Regions from separate parts of the Homo sapiens genome. Here region 2 is linked to region 1. The links are chromatin loops, found by intact Hi-C in ENCODE. Cell type or tissue: mammary epithelial cell. All regions are shown on one strand. Links, peaks and the distances in the headings refer to the core of each region. The heading gives the core; the rest is flanking DNA.

Region 1 (2,810 bases), core at 54-2,553:
GGCCTTGTACCAAAAATTAGTGAGAGCTTTTTAGCCAGCTACCTGCTTAGGGTACTAGGACAGTAGTGTTGGTTTGTTCTATTTGATTCAGGTACTTCTCAACAGTAAGAGAAAACTTTTTTTTAACACAGGACCTGATGAGAAAAATGAGACAATATATAAGGAAATACAACCTCCTATGATAAATGAATTGAATCCATATACCTTACTTATTGTAAGCAAAAATACGTATGGTAAAATATAAATAATCACAGGTTTAAATGTCCTCCTCTCTAGAACATTGGTAAAGCCCTTAACCAGGACCACTTGGGAGAGAAACTCTGTCCTTATCTGAGTCCAAATCTGCATCTTATTTTATAGTTTTCATCCATGAAGGTCTTTTTTGGCTGTTTCCTGTTGTCAGTGCTAATATGCTCATTGTAAAGAACTTTGAGTTTTTATGTCTACAATTACTCAAAGTCCAATGCCTAATACACAGGTTTTCTTCCATTTAAGTCATCAACTATATTTCTAGTATTGTTCCAGTCTCTGCTCGTAATTGCTTTTGTACGAGCCTGTATAACCAAAGAAACTTCTAAAGATACAGTCCTCTTATATGACCACTTTCAAATGGAACTGTTCCGCTCAAAGCTTCAGATCTTTCCTCAGGTGAGGCAGAGAGAGAAATCACTTCTAAATTGAGCATTTAGCCTTCATTACTATATTCCCTATATCACAATGTACTGTAAATGGTTCACTTATCTTGCATTTATCCCAAGGTACTATAAATTTATGTTTAATTATTTGATTGTTTATCTCTACCATGAGTTATAATAAGTCTAGGAGGACAGGGAGCATCTGTATTGTCTATTGCTGAATCACCTATACCTAACTTGATGCCTGGCTCACATAAATGTTTCATAAATATTTGTTGAATTGAAGAATGGACGGATGGATAATTGTTCCCTGCTTTTCCACAGAATATTTCCTACAAAGTTACTATCCACCCTTGAGGCCCCAGAGAACAGACAGGGTAGCACATTCATTTGTGTGTGTCCTCAGTACTGAGACCAAGGGCTGACACAGAGTAGTTGTATAATGAATGTTTGATGAATGACTGAATAACCTAAGGCAGAGTTCACTAAGCCATATGATTCATTGCCTTGTTGTTCAATACCTTCCACAAAAGAGTTGCCTAAGCTTGTATATAATCTGAATCAAATCAGAGGATTCAGCAGAAATTCTCTGAACTTGAATAGTCTGGCTTGTGAAACAGCTGAATATCTAAACATTCCCAAGTTCCCAAATTGTATGTAGACTAAATAATTTGCAACCAGGAATTGTCCTTGTTAGGGAGATTAGTGCTGAGAATATCCCAATTTGTACACTACTAAGTCCAAGAAACAAATTACATGTCTATTTGCCAGAGCCATGGTTTCTGTATGGCATCATCTCAGATGAGTCAGGACCAAAGAGGTCATCAGTATCAGAAATGCAGTGACTGATTTCCTGCACCGTTGAAGGCTGAGAAATAGGATTTGGGAATTGAGCTTTATAGTCCAAATATTCCTTCCATCACCTTACCCCCCCATAAATGCATGCACTCAATTGAAGTCAGATTACTCAGGCTGACTATAAAAGGCAAGATTTTCCTGTTTCCATTTTCAAATATAAAATAGCCACCTATAGGAAATAAAACATGATTCACAGTTAGGTAAATACTCTATTGTTAGTGAGTCAATAAACATGAATCAGTCGTATACTTATAAAGACAACCTGAAAGAATTTGAGGCATAGGATAACAAAATAAAAATTAGAGCTAACATCTGTTGAACATTTTGCTGTTCACCAAACATTGCACTAACAATATGGAATATATGACAGTTAATTTTAGGTATCCACTAGACTGGGTTGGGAATACCCAGGTAGCGAGCAAAACATTATTCCCGGGTGTGTCTGTGACGGTGCTTCTGGAAGAGATAAGCATTTGAATCAGTAGACTTAGTAATCAGCAGACTTCCATCCAGGCTCTGCACCGACTAGATGATGATCACCCACATCCTCTGGATAAAAAGCCAGAGGGAGAGTCAATTCATTCTCTTCTGGGTTGGGGATAGCCATCTTGTCCTGCCCTCAGACGTCGGAACTCCAGGTTCTCAGGCCTTCAGCCTTGGACTGAGAGTTGCACCGTTGGCTCCCCTGTTCCCAGGCCTTTGGACTCAGACAGAATTACACTACCAGCTTCTCTGGTTCTCCAGCTTGCAGACAGCATATCAGGATTTCTCAGCCTCTATAATCACATGATCCAATTCCCTTAATAAATTCCCTCTTATATCTATATATATCCTATTGGTTCTCTTTCTCTGGAGATCTCTGACTAATACAGAATATATCTTTTAAATCTCCATACTAACCCAAGAGGTAAAGTCTATTATTATCACCATTTTATAAATAAGAAAACTGACATCCATAGAAGTCAAATAATTTTCCCCAGATGACACATTATATAAAAGAGGGGCCAGGATTTAATCCCAGAAAGATAAAAAGGTAAAAATCTAAGCCAATCATTTAACATCTGAGTCAAGAAGCAGAGAAAAATCAGTGAACACCTTTAAAAGTTCTTTTGGGGTTAAGGGAGTCTGGCATACAAGTAGGATTTCCACTTCTATGCAGTTCAGACAGGAAAGGAGATGGTCCCAAAGTGGTAGGTGTGGCTGGGAATACAACCAATTTGAATCAAAAGGAGGAAAGAAAATCAGTTCCAGATCCAGAATACTATGTGTCTCTCCCAAGGCCTATTCCCCTCCCACAAAAAAATTGTCCAATTTTTA
Region 2 (2,810 bases), core at 277-2,776, 140 kb after region 1:
GACACTTTTGAAGAGTGCTGGTCAGTTATTTTGTAGAATGTCCTTCCGTTTAGGTTTGTGTGATGTTTTCTCATGATTAGAATGAGCTTATACAATTTGGGCAAGCATATTAGAGAAACGATGCTATGTTCTTCTCGGTGCATCATAGTAAGTTATTGTGTCCATTTTCAAGATGAAGATTCTGAGGCTCAGAAAAGGATCCACAGCTAATGAGTAGCAACACCTAGATATGGAAACAAAATTTGACTGTCACCGGCTGCCTCTGTACAGGAAATGGATGAAAAAACATTTGGGGGCTGGACACAGTGGCTCACGCCTGTAATTCCAGAATTTTGGGAGGCCAAGGCGGGCAGATCACTGGAGGTCAGGAGTTCGAGGCCAGCATGGCCAACATGGTGAAACCTCGTCTCTACTAAAAATAAAAAAATTAGCCAGACGTGGTGGTGCATGCCTGTAATCCCAGCTACTTGGGAGCCTGAGACAAAAGAATCGCTTGAACCCAGGAGGCAGAGGTTGCAGTAAGCCAAGATCGTGCATCACTGTACTCCAGCCTGGGTGACAGAGAAAGATTCCTTCTAAAAAAATAAAAAATAAAAAAAGTTTGGAATGAGACTTTGTAAAAGTCAGAGGGACTTTGTAAAAGTGGGAGGTGTTGGAATGCAAAACTGATGAGTTAGAGCTGTATTCAGAGATTGGGTAATTATTAAAAGAGCTTGAGCAAGGTATTAAGACATGAAAAGCAGTATTTGGAGGCAATTAACCTGAACACAGGACAGGCATATCTTTGAGATATTGCAGACCACCACAAAGAAGTAATTATCATAATAAAGCAAGTCACACAAAGTTTTTGATTTCCTAGTGCATGTAAAAGTTATGTTTACACTATACTGTAGTCTTTAAGTGCACAATAACATAATATTTGAAACAATAATGTGCATACCTGAATTTTAAAATGCTTTATTGCTAAAAAATGTTAACAATTATCTGAGCCTTCAGTGAGTCATAATCTTTTTGCTGGTAGAGGGTCTTGCCTCGATGTTGATGGCTGCTGACTAATCAGGATGGTGATTACAGAAAGTTGGGGCAGCTGTGGCAATTTCTTAAAATTAGACAACAATGAAATTTGCCATAAGGATTTCTCTGTAGCATGCAATATGTTTTGATAGCATTTTATCCACAGTAGAACTTCTTTCATAATTGCAGTCGATCCTCTCAAACCCTGCCACTGCTTTATCATCTAAATCCTTTGTTCTTTTTTTTTTTTTTTTTGAGACAGAATCTCCGTTGCCCAGGCTGGAGTGCAGTGGCAAGATCTCGGCTCACTGCAACCTCCGCCTGCCAGGTTCAAGTGATTATCCTGCCTCAGCCTCTCAAATAGCTGGGATTACAGGCATGTGCCACCATACCTGGCTAATTTTTGTATTTTTAGTAGAGATGGGGTTTCACCATGTTGGCCTGGCTGTTCTCCAACTCTTGACCTGTTAACCTCAAGTGATCTGCCTGCACTGGCCTCCCAAAATGCTGGAATTACAGGCATGAGCCACCATGCCCAGCCTAAATCCTGTGTCCTAATTTCAACAATGTTCACAGCATCTTCACCAAGAGTAGATTCCATTTTAAGAAGTCACTTTCATTGCTCATCCATAAGAAGCAACTCCTCATCCATTCAAGTTTCAGCATGAGATTGTAGCAATTCAGTCACATCTTCAGGCTAATTCTAATTCTAGTTCTCTAACTATTTTCACCACATTTCAGTTACTCCCTCCACTGAAGTGTTGAGGCCCTCAAAGTCATCCATGAGGGTTGGAATCAACTTCTTCGAAACTCCTGACAATGTTCATATTCTGAGCTCCTCCCACGAGTCACAAATGTTCTTAATAGCATCTAGAATGGTGAATCCTTTCCAGAAGGTTTTTATTTTGCTTTGCCCAGATCCATCAGAGGAATCAGTACCTATGGCAACTATAGCCTTATGAAATGTATTTTTTAAATAGTAAAACTTGAAATTTGAAATTCCTCCTTGATCCACGGGCTGAGGAATGCATGTAGTGTTAGCAGGCACAAAAACATTAATCTCTTGGTACAACTCCATCAGAGCTCCTGGGTGATCAGATGCATTTTGTCAAAGAACAGTAATATTTTGAAAGGAATATATATATATTTTAGCAGTAGGCCTCAACAGTGGGCTTAAAATGCTCAGTAAACCATGCTGTCAACAGATATGCTGTCATCTAGGCTTTGTTGTTCCATGTAGAGAGCACAGGCAGAGTAGATTTAGAATAATTCTTAAGGACCCTAGGACTTTTGGAATGGTCAATGAGCATTAGCTTCAACTTAAACTCACCAGCTATACTAGCCCCTAACAAGACAGTCAGCCTGTCCTTTGAAGCTTTGAAGCCAGGCATTGACTTCTCCTTTCAAGCTATGGAAGTCCTAGATGGCATCTTTTTCCAATATAAGGCTGTTTTGTCTACATTAAAAACCTGTTGTTTAGTGTAGCTGTCTTCACAAATTATCTTAGCTAGAACTTCAGGATAACTTGCTGTAGCTTCTAAATCAGTACTTGCTGTCTCATCTTGTACTTTGATGTTATAAAGATGGCCTCTTTCCTTAAACCTCATGAACCAATCTCTGCTGGCTTCACACTTTTCTTCTGCATCTTCCTCACCTCTCTCAGCCTTCATGGAAAGGAAGAGAGTTAGGGCTTTGCTCTGGATTAGGCTTTGGTTTAAGGGACTATTGTGGCTGGTTTGTTCTTTCTCCATACCAACTAGAAGGCTGTTTCCCTTTCTTATCATTTGTGCATTCTC

The links. Hi-C counts contacts between places; a loop is a spot of excess contacts. Peaks named below come from ENCODE experiments on the same cell type or tissue, not always from the same donor. Only the 100,000 strongest peaks of a DNase experiment are listed, where the experiment ranks them.
Region 2: a loop joins it to region 1, with 6 times the contacts of the local background. A loop is called at or near these places in 3 of 110 quality-filtered maps.

The regions. Positions count from the first base shown.
Region 1 is chr12:75,861,683-75,864,492 of GRCh38, forward strand. No RefSeq gene overlaps it. Among named protein-coding and RNA genes, the nearest start is that of PHLDA1-AS1, 170 kb to the right of the region's middle. RefSeq lists a silencer at 1,327-1,621. In mammary epithelial cell, for the core only: no CTCF peak of the experiment used is centred there; DNase peaks (open chromatin) are centred at 1,129, 1,489 and 1,929; H3K27ac peaks cover 2,500 bases.
Region 2 is chr12:75,997,822-76,000,631 of GRCh38, forward strand. No RefSeq gene overlaps it. Among named protein-coding and RNA genes, the nearest start is that of PHLDA1-AS1, 31 kb to the right of the region's middle. In mammary epithelial cell, for the core only: no CTCF peak of the experiment used is centred there; a DNase peak (open chromatin) is centred at 1,620; H3K27ac peaks cover 2,500 bases.